Regions from separate parts of the Homo sapiens genome. Here region 1 is linked to region 2. The links are chromatin loops, found by intact Hi-C in ENCODE. Cell type or tissue: PC-3. All regions are shown on one strand.

What was found. A loop is a pair of places that touch in the nucleus more often than their neighbours do. Peaks named below come from ENCODE experiments on the same cell type or tissue, not always from the same donor. Only the 100,000 strongest peaks of a DNase experiment are listed, where the experiment ranks them.
Region 1: a loop joins it to region 2, with 2.4 times the contacts of the local background. A loop is called at or near these places in 1 of 110 quality-filtered maps.

Annotation. Positions count from the first base shown.
Region 1 is chr3:17,911,558-17,919,557 of GRCh38, reverse strand. No RefSeq gene overlaps it. Among named protein-coding and RNA genes, the nearest start is that of BALR6, 47 kb to the left of the region's middle. In PC-3, no CTCF peak of the experiment used is centred here; a DNase peak (open chromatin) is centred at 4,047.
Region 2 is chr3:17,970,147-17,978,146 of GRCh38, reverse strand. All of the region lies in intron 1 of BALR6 (B-cell acute lymphoblastic leukemia associated long RNA 6), which reads right to left. Among named protein-coding and RNA genes, the nearest start is that of BALR6, 12 kb to the right of the region's middle. In PC-3, a CTCF peak has its summit at 3,739; no DNase peak of the experiment used is centred here.

The sequences.
Region 1 (8,000 bases), 59 kb after region 2:
TTCTGGACTAGTAAATTCTTGTTAATGCAGTCTTAGTTTTTAATCCTAGTAAATCGTGTGACTGTATATGATTTCAGTTCTCACAGGGAAATTCTTTGTCTAAGTTAGTAACATAAAGTGGTTAGAATCATGCCTGGCACATAATAGGCACTCAATAAATATTTATTGTTGTTGTTCTGTAGTTGTTGTTGCTAACACTCTAGTGGAAAGTTCCTGTCAGGCACACAATAAGTATTTGCTAATTAACTATTAACAGTTGGAAGGACAGAAGACGGAGCTAAATCAAATGTGTAAGATAGAGCACCTCAATGGAAGGGTCCTGCTGTCTCCTTATGGGTTCTGACATGGAGTTATTTGGGCAGGGGTATCAGAAAGAGTGTCGGAGAAATTATCTGCCACAGCGAGCCGAGTGGATTAAATAAGGAATCTTCAAAGCTTTCCCCTCATCAGGCATCTTTGTGCTGTGGACCATGATGGGACCCCCAAGATGGAATCAAAAGTTAAAAACATAAAAAGGCAAAACTGTTGAACTCTCCAATAGGAGACTATATGCGGGATGACTTGTTCCTTCAATACACCTGCAACAAAGCAAACAAGTTTCCACAGTCTCATTAAAACTGCAGTGGAGAGTCTGCAAGTTTTCTATTAAGCAAGGATGGTGAATGGAAATTGATTTTGCACTAATAATGTAAGGTGTGTAAAATGCTATACATAAGGTCAAAGTATAATTTTTATAGTTGAAAACATGACTCTCATACAAACATAAAATGAACACCTGTCAAAGATTTATTAACTCATTAATGAGGGAGGCAGTATGAAAAATCTACTTCAGATAGCATTTTGAGGAATGGGGTATTTATAGGCATTTAAAAAGAAACGTTAGAATTATATTGCTAGATTGGATACAAAACTGATTAATGTTCCACAGGGCAGTAAAAGCCATAACCTTTGGGGTTATCTTTGCTACTGGACAGAAATTATTTGCATCTCTGCCATACAAAATCTCCAAGTTAACACATAACTTCACAGAGCTTGAGCCCATAATTAATAGTAAATAGCAAAATCAAGCAAAGGTACATCCCCCAATATAATTAATTACCCTTAGGTGGCCTCGTTAGACAATGCCCTTGTAAGACATTGAAAGGACATGCCTTATTTACAAGCTTTGGAGAATTTTTCTTAACAATATTCTCATTTTAATTTGTGTAATTTACAGATGCTTTCATAGATTCTCTCAATCCTGATCCCCAACTCTATAGTGCCCATAAAGTCATGGTTTTTGGCTCCTCCAAATTCTATTATGGAGGAGAAGTGGGTTTTTTGTTTGTTTGTTTGTTTGTTTTGGTCCATGTTTTGTTATTTCCCAGGAATGTCACCCTCATGATAGAAAAGGATCATGGCACTTGTGTTTCCCTCCTTCCCCGGACTGCAGGCTTCTCAAGGATATGACCAGGTCAGTTCAAAAACTTCAACATTTCCTTCCTCAGCTACAAATTTCTACCATCTAGAGATGTTTGATACATACTGGGAACACAATAATGATACCTAGATAAAGGAATGAATGTAACTAAAGGAAAAAATGTTATTGTTAATCAGGAAACAGTTATGAGGTAATATAACAGTTTAACACACAGGTCCAGCCATGAAACAGTTACACAGGAAAGCTACAGTTCAGCTGGCTGAACCTGGCTGAGCCCCAGAGCTGCAGGAGGACACGGTTCTTTTAGGACAAATCAGCCTATAAGGAATGGGCTTTAGGGTAAGGCAAAGATTGCTACAATCAGCATTTAGCCCAGAAGATACTTTCTTCTGCTACCTCAAACAACTGAGATCTGTAAAATCCCAACCACCACACTTAGGGAAGGATCCTAAAAGAGAGCTGCAATGGAGAACTGATTCTCCTGGGGTTTTATTTTTGTTTTTCTGTCATAAAAGAATTTGCTCTATAAAGAACAAAAACTGTAATAGAATCTGTGTGTATGTTATACTATTTCAAGGTTTATTTAAGAATTTGAGGTGGATTAAAGTAAAAGATAATCCCCAAAAAGGTATTTTTAATAGAAATAAGTGGTGTCAAAAAGTGAAGAAGATGTGGTCCTGTACTGGAAACCTAGCACTAAGCATCCTGGTAGCCAAAGCTAGAAGGAAAATTTTACAACTTACCCAAACCTTATTTTCTAATAAGGAAACATACCAGAAGAGAGAAATGTTTCACTAGCACTGAATTATATGAAGAATTTATTTTACAAACCCTTATATAAGGACACTAGATAGGTCAAAGCCTTTAACACGGGTGTTACAAAACTTGAATTTATGCTCTTTATATTTCTGTATTTTTAATTGCTTACTAAAAGCTAAGGCCATAATATTATATCATATAACACAATGTCCTGATATGTAGCATTTGGGTGGCCTAACCAGATATAAGGGGATAGCTTAGAGATTCTGCAGACAAGTTAGCAGATCTTTTGGTTTATCCACTTCAGACATCAATTACTTGATCTGCACTTTGACCAAGGTGGCCAATTCAAGACTGAGATGTGTTTATATCTCAGTACTCTATGCATTCTCTGTGTCCAACATGGTGACTGACACATAATAGGTGCCCAATAACTACTTGACAAACAGCACTAGTGAGTGTTAAACAGCGCTTTGTAATGGAGAGTGGCTAGAAAGCTGTGCAGCAGCAAAGGTGGGCTTGAAGAAAAGGACTCCTATTCTAATCTGGATAGGAGTGTCACTTTTTCTCTGCCTGTGTTAGTGTATCTAACACTTCTCTTCTGGCTCAGACTCATAAAATGATACCTTTATCCATAATTTTAGCAAAATATGGAAGCTAACTGTTCAAAACCTGCATATAGTTTATTCCTTATTAGGAGCTTAGTTCTTGTCAACAAACCCTTTGCCATTCTTCTGGTAAGTAGTGAAAGGACTTTTTCTTTGACTATACCTGGGAGTTCAATGGATGTCCCTACAGTATTCTGGCACCCTTACTGGTGGAATGGGTAACAAGGGCTTATAGCATTAGGATCCTTATTCAGGAAACTCTGATAATACCAAGGTCCAGGTGATGTCAGTCACCGAGTTCATAAAATGATTGGTTGGACAATCAAAACAGCTAGCTATCCTGGGAGTTCCTTGTGCTTTCCCTAATCCAATTCATCTTGTACATGCATGCAGACTGAGTTTCTGAAATATCACTTTGATCATTTTGGTCAAAAACATTCCACATGGGGATATTAAAGACAAATAAAACAAGAGAGTTGGAAACAGGAGGGCAGTGAGGAGGACATCCTTCAGGGACCACCTACCGTTACTGCCTATGGCAAGGCTAAACAGCCAGTAAACTTCTGGACCACAGATGGATCAGAACACAGGCCAAACCCTTTGGGACAGGAAATCGCGGTTCTGAAAAACACACTCTGGTGTGCATCCTCCTGCTCTACCTTTTTCTCAAACATTCTGGAGAGGCAAAAAAGGCAGAGTCTTCCTGGGAGTGTATCAGTGCGATGAACACACCAATGGCAAAAATGCCATTTGTAGAGCAATTTATAGTATCGGATATAATTACCACTTCATTCTCACAACAACCCACCTTGTAGACATTAAGACACTGATCTAAAGCAATGTGTCCCAAACTGTCCCTGCTGATGGACCACTTTATTTTTCTGTTTCCACACTAGCCTAAGAAGTGCACTAGAAAGCCCCTTAGACAAATTCCCTCTCTTTCTCTTTCTCTCTCTCTCTCACCTTTCTCTCTCAGCATTCTGAGACAAGCCATTCATACAAGAAACATAAAATGCCTAATTATTTTTTCAGAGGGGTATAAGAATATACAGCAGTGCCCCCTTATCCGTGGTTTCACTCACTGAGGTTTCAGCTACTCATGATAAAGTGCCATGAGTCCAAATATATTATATGCAAAATTCCAGAAATAAGCAATTCATACGTTTTAAATTGCATGCCATTCTGAGTAGCATGATGAAATCTTACACCATTCTACTCTGCCCCAACCTGGACATGAAGCATCCCTTTCTCCAGTGTGTCCACACTGTATATGCCACCCGCCTTCATAGCTGAGTCACTCAGTAGCTGGCTCAGTTATCAGACTGACAGATCACAAAAGAAGGCAAGGATAGTACAATAATATATTTGAGATAGACCACATTCACGTAATATTTATTATAGTATATTGTTATAATTTTTCTACTTTATTACTAGTTGTTGTTAATCTCTTACTGTGCCTAATGTATAAATTAAACTTTATCAAAGTATGTATAGGAAACAACATAGTACATATAGGATTCAGTACTATTTGCAGTTTCAGGCATCCACTGGGAGTCTTGGAATGTATCCTCTATGGATGCAGGGGGACTACTGTATCAATAAATCACATGGGATTGTGACATAAAGGCAGCTTGTGTATCATGTGTTTCATTGAGTTTATATATATAAATATATATAAGTTCCTATATATTTATATATATTTACATAAACATATAAAATATATAGTCCATAATATATATTACATATTAGTATATATAAATATAGATATAAATATATATTCCATAAGTATATGTCATATATATTTATATATAAATAAATTTATTAATGTATATATATGTATATGTATGATTAAAGAAAGGCCAGTCCTCGGCACACAGGTGATTTGGTTTCTAGGAATATATTAACAGTTTATTCTGATTACCACTCTACTGATCATCGTAGAGATTGTGAACTTATTTAAAAGCATTACCCACTTAGGTCCAAGGCAATTTCCAAACGAAAGCACCCCTCCATTCCAAACAGAACTCCGGTGCCTCCTCCTGCTTTGAGTCTGAGATACCATGGCCCTTTTCAATTTTATGCCATGAGCAGAAAAGTTCTTATGTTCCCATCCATTCCAAAGGTCATCCAAGCCATTCAGCATGTTTTCCTTCAGCAGGTGGAAGAGGCAGGGTGTGCCTCCTAACGCAATGGTTACTTCTATCCCACATTTGAACAGTTCTCCTCTTTTCACCAAAGCTGTTTTCTCATTGTCCTGGGCTAGTTTATATTTATGATATCTGAATAATGGAATGTGAATAGGAGAGATACATGTTTCACCTCCTGACTGGCACCATAAACCTCTCTATGCCTAGTCATTCATATCATTCTCCTCCTCCAGCAGCCTCAGAAGCCATGTGTTGAAGATGAAGGAACCACAAACTAGAGAACCCAAAACCCCTGAATCTGTGGGTTTTGGCCACATTCACGTGGGATTGGGCCATTGAGATTTGGGGGTTTGTCTGTAATAGTGGTTAATGCTACCTTTGTCTGGTATAGCAGCTGATGGTACCTTAACTAATATGCCTTCATAATCAAGGGTAGTAGTTATTTTCCCCATCATTGTGCAAGGTTGGCCAGTTATTTGGAACTCCTTTATAAATCAGTTCTTGTCATGATCCACTCAATGGGTCTGCTCTGTATCTATTCGCTCATTTAAAAAATTATAAATTGAGCACCTACTATGTGTCTTCACTGGGCACAAGTATGATATCTAAAGGTCCCTTAAACTGAGACCCAAGAGGGACAATTCTTCAAATTTGGTTCTATGGTAACTAGGTTATATCTATAATTATTAAAAAGAATACACCTGTTGACTCTCTAATGCCTGCCCCATTCCTCCTCACTACCCCACCTGCCTCCACCCTTACATCCCTATGTGCCAAAGTGGAGATGCAGCTTCAGGCTGCATGATTTGGAAGACAGAAAAAAAGTTCCCTGGGAGGTTGTCTTGCTCACTGTCAATTCAGATTCACAATTTACAGGGACTTTGATCAGGGAAGAAGCCATTTCCATTGTGCTCATGACAACAGAAACACAAGGAATGGAAATGGTTTGTCTTTGTAAAATTAAGAGATTTAGATTCCTTTTTAATGTGATACACCATGTAACTCCCTCTTCTGGGTCCTCAAGAGACACTCGCTAAACCTCAGGATTACTTTTTAAGGTTCTTTGAAGTCTGGTTTGTTTCTCATTCATGCATCTCAGCACTGAGACAGGCCTTAAGGGAGGAGCAAAGGGGCCCAGATTCTTATAATACATCTGAATATGTTCTCATAATAAATATAGAATTGACATGTGCACCTTATTCAAGATTTAACCCACAAAGAGGCCTGTTCCACCTCTGTCATGTTTCATCACGCATTTGCCTCCTAGCTGGATATTTTGCAGTCTTTGCAGAAAGTTTAACTGTTTAAACCTTCTTCCCGAGCTGAGGCAGCTCCCTGGCATACTATCACATTTGTTTACTTGAAATGGAAAGTTGGGATTTGCAAGCCTATTTTGATTTGATTTTTTATAAGTAAAAAATTAAACTTAGATGAACATAACCCAGTATATTTTATTCTTTCCTGCTCCTCACATCCAACCTGTGGTCCCGTTTCTCCAAGGAAAGATTCTTTTATTGTCCCCATTGTCCCACCCATACTACTCCCTTCTTCACTGTTTATAAAAACACTGCTGGGAAATTAAAACAAGAAATGCTTTTTTCCTAAAAAACTAAAGTATATCTGAGCTTAGGCAAACGATGCTGTTTTAAATGATATTGGAAACTCAGAACCTAGTAGAATGTTTTGCAGGCACTGTGTGAATGGTTAATTATGATGATGGAAAAGACAGAGAAACCCACCTACTCATCAGAAAAAAAAGCAAAGAAGGAAAGCCTTCTGTTTACAGACTGCAGACACAGCTCAGGGACTAATGCTCGCTCTGAATATGGATTTCAGGAAACTTCAAATCACCCTTCATCTGCAGGATTTAAGCCCCCAAGTCCAGGACATCTATTTTTCACATTTGATTTGGGTTGGGACCTGGGGCTGAAATCAGATATCATTACCCCTTCTCCCCACTACACTCCCCTGCGCCTCTGTAACTCTGTTATTTCTCCTATTAATATCTCATCAACATCGGGCAGGTGCTTCCTGTAGGGAGGTTCTTCATTAACAAGTTGTCAGTGGGACAAAGAGTCAGATTCCCACTGCTGAAAGAAATTGGCATGAGACCCGGCAGGAGGAGGCAGAAGAGCAGACTGCGAAATGATTACACTTTCTGTCGGGTCTGTCTTCCTATCAGACTTTAATTTGGACTCACCTATCTGACTTCCGAAAACTTTCCTGTAACTTCCTCCTTAAGCAAACATTTGCTCTCAAATTAAATCTATTTTTATGCTCAATGTAATATCTGAATCAGCAGTTTTTAAATACTCAATATATCTTTAAATGCCAACAGACAACAAGTATAGCAGGTGTTTAATTGTGGTTTAAAGATCCACATTGTTCACATTTTACAATCACAATTAAAATTAAGCAATAACACCAAAGGAGTTCCGGTATACAGCAATAATACTTACCCGTATAGTGAAATTGATAAGGATCCAGATATAATGATGCCCATTGTAGTAACCCTGTGGTGACTGATTGCTATTCTGCTGTTAGCAAACAACCAAGAAATACTTTATTTTTTCAGAATTATCAATTTGTTTCTAGGGTATGTGAACAATGGAAACCTTAAGGGAGAATGCAATAGTTAGTGAGGTATTAAAACAGTTATATAACTAATAAAAACACTAAATCAACTTAGATATGCAGCAGTGTGTCATTTCCATTTTAATAAAAAAGTACATTATTCTCTTCCCGAAATTACAAAATTTTATATTTTTTAACTCCGTGCCAACATATTTGGAAAGTAAAAAAGTCATAAATCTATGGTTTCTGGAATTGTCATTTATGTGATTCTCTAGTCCTTAAAAAAGATACAATAAAAACAGGCATTTTCATAAAACAATCGATTTGAAAAATTATTTGCATTCGTTGCTTGCCATTTTTTTCTTTGGGAGGGTGGAAGAGGGAGCACAGGGACTTATAACTAAAACAATTTGATTTTCATAGCATCCCTGTATGCTGAGCATTAAGATCGCTAGATGTGCCTGCTCAGAAACGAGGTGAGCTGGGACACTT
Region 2 (8,000 bases):
TACAGAGTTGCCCTCTGACCTTAATTCAGATGATCCTAGGACACCACCAAAGAGAATTTTTTTTCCTGAAGCAAAATGAAAATCTCAGAAAATTTTAACTGATAATGTGTTTGTATTAGAATTCCTAGTCTGAAAGAGGTTGCTCCAAAGAAAGTTGAGATTAATAAAAGTATGCATAGAATAAGAGACATAAGTAAAAACAGGCCTCTTTCTGAAGGGATTAGGTTTGATGCTTTTCAAGTTTTACAGCAAGAATGACAAGCCTGGTATGAATTAGAAGGACTCAGGCTTAATATTTACTGTGGGATAACGGGAGTGGTGTTAGGATGTAAACATGTCCGAAAAGTTAGCACAAGAGCTTGGGGAAAACTCTGCCTTCAAAAACATGCCAAAGTTGCTTCTAAAAGTTAAGCTCAAGTCAATGGCTGGAGCTGTTACAACCTGGAAGGACAGTGTTGAGAAGCCCTGCTCATTTGGTTTGGTTTGAACAAAAATTGAGCCTTTCATTTAGAAAGAAAAAGAGAATCACCAAAAGTGACAGTCCTTGTGAAAGGAAAAGAGTAGATTCCAGGCTCCTGAATGATGTGAGAAGTAGCCACACAGCTGCCTCTTTTAGCAAAGAATTCATGACACCTTCCAATGGTTTATTTATACATAAAGTGTGCGTGAAGAACAGAAAGGTAGCTCCATGCAGTGGTTGGAAATGAGGCCCTGGAACAAATCCTGGATTTGAATTCTAACTGCTGTTTACTAACTGTATGACCTTGGGTAAAATTATTTTGTCATGTCTCCTCTAAGATTTAGTATCCTCATCTGTAAACGTATATAAAAACTTAACATAGTGTATAATTCATTAAAAATAGACTCTAAATTCTCATTTTTATCATTATGTTTATTTTCTTACAGTTTCTATTAGTTTCATTTCATAATCCATGCATAAGATATAAAATAACAAAAATCACCCATAATCCTGCCATCTAGAAAACCATTTTTGTTGATATTTTAGTATATTTCATTTAGTCTTTCTACAATGCATTTTCTCTATCTGAGATCTCACGAAGGATATACCTTTGCATGCTATATATTTCCCTTCTGATCATAGGATCAGTATTTTCCATGTAACTAAAAATCCTTGATGAGTATTCCTTTGGATGGTTGCATAGCCTCCCACTGTACACTTATGTAACTCTCTTAACTATAACACAAAAATCTCTCTGGGGAAAAAAGTAAGTTTGTGTTCTTTTCTTTGGGAGAGAAGAAGCTAGGAGGCACCTGCATTGCAGGGGTTGTTTGTGCTGTCTACATACTTAAGAAGTGATAGGAGTAAGGGATTTGAGGCATAAGGGCATTAAAATATAGCCCTAGATCTGTCCACACAAGGAACATGGTCTTAGCTACTAGTCCAGTTTTCCAGATTTCCAAGCATGAATTTCTACATAATTTCCTCAAGAAATCACAAACCTCTGACTTTCACAAGGAAATGATTTCAATTTTCTGATTTCCACTTAAGTATCTCCTGTTACTTCTTACTTCTGAAAAGGCTTTTTTAAGAAAATATAAGAAAGCACGGTTGTTGTGGTTAAAAATCGCCTTCCTGCCCGTCACAAATAAAGCTATTTTCTTCTCTTTCTTAAGTGTTCCGAGAAATCAGCAGGTAAATAGGGAAGATATTTATTAATAAATATATGGATGTTCTGCAATTGCCAGACATACATGAACGAAGCTGGGAGTTAACATATATCTATTTCTGCTCACACAATGCAATCATTAGTTGGGCTGGCTTTTGTTGAACAATTTTAAAGCCTTGATTTGTCCATGTTTGTTTTAGACATCCTTGCCTAAACATCTAATGCTCCGTAGAAGTGCTTCCTACGTTTGTTATTAAAGCTTCTTACACTCTGGTTTGGGGTATGTCTCCTTCCACAGGCCACCAAGACCAAACAGAAAATGCCTTGAAATGCAAACAGTCCCTGAATTATTATACCTATTACTTTTTATTAGTAGTAAAAACAAAAAAGAAGCAAGAAACAGTTCTATTTATGCAGAGCAGTTAGAACATAAATAATAATAAAATGCTAAAACTATAAAACTACTTACATGATATTAATTTAATTCTTATAAAAAGTAGGTTTAGGTATTGCCTCCATGTTAGCAAATGTGGTACATTTTGCTTTCATCCAATATTTATAACCAAAAACATTTTGGTTTAGGAAATAAAGTAGAGATAAAAAATTAGTCTTTGAATATTGGGCTTTGACTAGTCCCCTGCTGCCCTTTATTGTATGTTTCAGTAAAATACAGTACATCTTGCTGTTTTATTTCATTGTTTGTGGCCCATGCAAAATCCTATTGTCCAGCTGCCCAGCATAAATGAACAACAAATCAGAAGAACCAGAGAGACACTTTAACTGATTAAACTGGGTCTGGAATTTTCCTTTTACTGCTAAATTATCATCTTATTGCAATTATTTTTACACATTTTGATTATTTTTACATATTGTGATTATTTCTGCAAAATTCTAGGGGAGATGCTAGTCAGAGGGCCAAGGCTATAGTACTCCATCTTAAAATCCTAAGCCCAATAAAGAGTCCAGCTTTCATATTCTAAAGTTGTGTTTTTCTCTCTCTAAAATTATTTAAATCAGCTGATTAATGGAGCTTGAGTAACTAGGCCTTTTAAAAAAAATTTTACTCAGGGCTCATCACTTTACTTTTTTCGTAAAAGTTCTTTGAGCTGAGGAATTCTGTCATAAGTAAAGTAACATTTCATTTTGTCACAAAACAAAATAGAATAATGACATAATTCAGCCAGGCGCTGTGGCTCACGCCTGTAATCCCAGCACTTTGGGTAAGTGGATCACCTGAGGTCAGGAATTCAAAACCAGCCTGGCCAACATGGTGAAACCCTATCTCTACTGAAAATACAAAAATTAGCCAGGTGTGGTGGCACACACCTGTATTCTCAGCTACTTGGGAGGCTGAGGCAGAAGAGTCACTTGAACCTGGGAGGCAGAGGTTGCAGTTAACCAAGATCACACCATTGCACTCCAGCCTGGGTGACAGAGAGAGACTCTGTCTCAGAAAAAAAAAAAAAGAAAAAAGAAAAGAAAGAAAAAAAAAGAAAAGAAAAAAGAAGAAGAGAAAATACCCTTGCTACAATTAAGAATCTCCTTCAGAGGTACCTGATAAAGCAGACTATATGACTTTTGAAAATTAAGAAAATATAATGTTTCAATGAAAATCATAGATATTTCTTTATCTTTATCATAGATATTCTTTATCAAGGCCAGGTGTATACAGACAAAACAGAAAACCAGAGCCACCATGTATGGATGCACAAGTTGTACACTGCACAACTCCAGGGGAAGCCATTTATGGAGATAACCCTGTGAATGCTGCCTTGGTTAAATCTAATTTTGCGCCTTCTATTCAGGAATGGGTCTCCAAGTAACTTAAAACAAAATTTAGGACCAAATATTTTTACAAATGTTGCTGAGTCAACATAAATCAACAGATATGTATTAAGTCCACTGTGATGAATTTTACTGGCTACACATAAAAAAAAATAAAAATTTTGCATTAGTGGGATTGCAAAGAAAAACAGTTAAATTGCATGTAGAATTTTTAAACTATATAAGGGAACAATTTTCAAGCACTTCAGGAACATTCACTACCAACAGACAATTATTGTCCTGTCACATATGGTCATTTTCCAGATGTAATAGTGAATCTGGCCAGAGCTCCCTCTGCCTGGTTACAGTGGAGTAGCTGTTCTTTGTACTTGAAAGTAATAAAGTGACATTTCTTTTCAAATATTGTACTACTCACCTCTGTCACCAATTTAGACTCACCTTTTTTTTTTTTACCTCACATCAGAATTAATAAGGTTTAAGTGCATCTGGAGGAGGGACCCACATATTTACAGCTTCATTTCAATGTATAATAGAAGAAGATAAATTCAGACAGCAAACCAATTCCAATGGCAAGTTTTTACTTACAAGTGCCATCTCTACTGAGTTTATCAGAGTCTCTTCTTATTTAAAAAAAAAAATTGTCACCTGCTAGATTTAGGCATATATTAAAGACATCTAAATGATTAAACTGCAAGTGATCTACATATGTTAGTATATGGTGGAGAAGGACTTCTGATTCTACTCTTTAGCTACTTTTGTTTCCTTGGACCTAATAACCTTGCCTTGACTATGCCTGATGACAACTGCTCAATCATATATTAGGATCAACTTAAGATGTATTTTGTAAGGGCAAAGCAACTCTGTTTACCGTGATCGCGCAGGTCAAAATCTTTCTTTATATATCCTTACCAGTGAGCACACACTTGCACAGAAAAAGCCAGGAAAATTCAATCCCCAACTTGTGTACACACAAACAGGCATTCAGATATTTGATCTGAGCTTGTGTTGAAAGTAAGAATTCCTCTGCAGAAAAAGCACCCCCACCCCCACCATTGGCATATTTGTGACATGGGAAATTGCTGGAATTCTCAGATTGCTAAGGTGCAGGCAAATGATTAACACGTCTCCATAAATCACTGCAGATTTAGGATTTAAATACATACGAAAATGGCAGGGACTCTTGGGTCTTCTATTTATAAATGCAGTCATTCTTTTCTTTCCTTCTTTTGCTTCTTCCCAAACCCCTCCCCTTTGGATCAAAGAGAGAATTCCAAGCAGACTGAAAAACAATGGTAAATGTTTGCATTGCTGAAATTCACGCTGGTGCCATAAGTGGATTTAAGGCGGACTGGGCTCTATAAACAAAATAAAAAGATGGCATCCAAATGAAAACATGTAAAAAGGATACTGGGAGAAAAATGCTTCAGAGAAGCAGTCTGGTTAGTTGTAAAATGACTTTAAATTAGGCTTTAAAAAGGATTGCTAAATCTTGACACATATATGAGCAGCTTATTATCATGCAATTGTGCAGTAGTTGCTTGATCTTGTTACTGATTCGTCACATATGAATAAATGATTAATTACCAGAAAGGCTAAAACAGAGTAGAGTGAGAGTACTGAAGCTCACCCTGAAAGAGGGGCTTAAACACGTTTATTGCCCTTTAAGTGCATTTCATTAAGGCCAATTAAGGACTTTCATGTCTTATTAGAAAAATGAAGTAGATTTATGAGGTTTTCGTAGGTTGTAAATGCTGGGGCTAGCAGATACAAAACTGAGTAGAAATGTGGTAGTTAAGAGCTAAGAAAATATATACAAATGCTCCCAGAAAGCAAATATTTAATGGCAGTAAAAAGCTGGTTCAACATGAAGGTGATCTTTAAATAAAAGAAAGGGCATAATTTTTATTTCCTCTCGTCTACTCACTATAAACTTAGGGATTTGTGCATGGGAAAGGTTTCTCTCTGCAGTTCAGAAACCTACTTCAGGGTGGGAAAAAAAAAAGCTAACCCTAAAATGACCTGACAGCCACAGAGTCTTTTGTCAAAACCAAAGTATACACCAGTAAAAATGCTCTTTCAATTCTAGAGTGAGAAACACATTTTTGAAAGAGAGAAAGCTTGAAAGTAAATCCAGCACTGACATGGTTGTTAATAAACAAACAGTAAGCAAAATTCACTGGCAAGGGCCTAACTTCCCACTTTTCTGGTCCTGTCAGATGGTGTCAGAACCTTAGCCCAGCCAAATGGTTACTATACACCCTGGATTTCCTTGATTCGTTTTCAAGGAAAATTACCATGACAGGTTAGCAAGCATGTTCTGTTGCCCTTTGGGAAGGATTATCACCCCAACACCATTCTAGCCATGGGGTTTATCTATTTACTCAACATTCAGATGGCTCCTTTACTCTTTCTGTCTCACACACACACACACACACAAATACACACACTATACACCACACACACACACCATACCCACACACTACACACATACATATCATACACACATACATACACACACACCCATAAACACACACATACACACTATACACACACCACACACACACACACACACACACACACACACAAAGACTTAGATAATATTTCCTCAGGGGACTCGTGCAACTTTTTCAAATGCAGGAAAATGCATTTATGAATGCTTGGTAAAATGCACATTTTTACCTTGCACACCATTATGGAAAGCCTCAACTGTTTATCACATACCCTCTTGGATAAATAATTTAAAACCACATGAAACTTCTTCAAGAAAATAATCAGCTAAAGATGTACAGCCACAACTTTTTAAGCTCAAATCTCTCCTCCTTTAAAAAATGAATATTGGCAACTCAGTAGATTATGTCTTCTTGATTTTTAAAAAAAATACAAGAGAAGTGCTATACAGCACATGAAAGATGTCCAAAACTCACCAACAGTTTTTCAAGACACACATATTACTTTAAAATGGATGCCTTGGTTTTGCTTGTTTAAAACCTATTTACTGCCACAGAAAAGACTGAACATGGAACTTTAGCACTTCTTCAAGAGCACTGACAAATTTTTCTGCTGAGAACCTTTAAAATGGTATTACTAGAAGATCTAACAGCAGGAAATCAGATTAACTGTGCTGTTTCTGAAGAAAAGATGAAGAGGTGGTGGATGATATTTATAAAGGTGGAAGTTGTGAAACTGAAGGTAAAGTCCTACAGGCACATCTCTGTCAAAAATAACAACAAACACACAAAACAGCAAACAAAATATTAATTTCAATGTCTTTAGTGTAACACTATTTTGTTCTGTGAATTAGATTTTCCAAACAAATGATGGCCTGGACAAAGACCTAAAGCAACTAGCCATGTATCTGTTCAGACTCTGCAAAGAATTTTATTGAACTGAAATGTGATGAGCATCTGTCCTTGGTGATTTATTCCAAACAGCGGAGATGTTATAAAATGAACACATTACAACTCCTGCTATAAAAGAGAAACAAAATGATCTTTTAGTTAATATCCAATCAAACTTCAAGACACCTTATGGAGCACAAGGATTTCATGGGATCATTTTATTCCATTGCACCTTTCTCCGGAACGCTAAAATGGGATTAACTTAAGAATTTCTAAAATGCAGAGCTAAATGTGTGTATCCAGTTTTGGGTTTTTCCAGATCAACAGATGTCACTTTATTTTTATTTTTATTTTTATTTTGACAACCCAAAATGTAAGCCCGGGCTAGGGTGCTAATTACCAATAAGTTCTTATTAAAGAACCAAGAGTGCTTTTTCTGAAAGTTCAATACCAATTTGGGCCTCAGGGTCACTGAGTTACAAATAGGAGTGGAACCTTTTCAAGTTCAGGATTGGATACATTTTGTCAGGCAAAATAGACTATTTCTGGGAGAATTGCTGCCTAAAAAGAAAAAGAAAAGAAGTTGGGTTTAAAAGCCTCCCAAAACTTCTAGTATGAGAGTTTTATTCCATAAAAGAATTTTCAGATGGCTTCTGTACAGATGAATCCCAAATAGATTAATACCCATGAGATAAGCATAGGGACATTAAAATTATAAATCACACCCCAATATTTCCATAATAGCACAGTTTGAAATTGTCAGATAAATAAGACAAGTTTTATCTAATGTAGCCAATTTATTTTTAAGGAGTTCATTAAAACTAGGGAATTAAACTTTCAAGTGGTGAAAAGGTAATTTCTGTTTATACCCAACACAGAAAAAAGTCTCAAATTATTAGAGTTTAGAATAAAATGAAGTTTTCATATTAGGAAAAGAGAATAGTTTCTATTGAATCATAGAGCTAAATCTGCCAAACACAAAGAGCAGGAATGAGATAAAGAAGGATTTAGCACATTCAAGCAGAGCTGGACAATTTCAGATTCGACATGGACTCATTTCTCTCTGAATTTTCTGAGTTGGTCGTCCATAAATCTTTATTGTAATGAACAGGCTGCCAAGTCTTGCCCTTTCCTTCAGGCAGTTCAAATTCTAATGAAATCCTATCTATCTATAGATATTATTGGGCATGCTTGGCATACCTTGAACATACTGTCAGGCAGAGCTTTGTGGTGCCACTGTGGGGTAGAC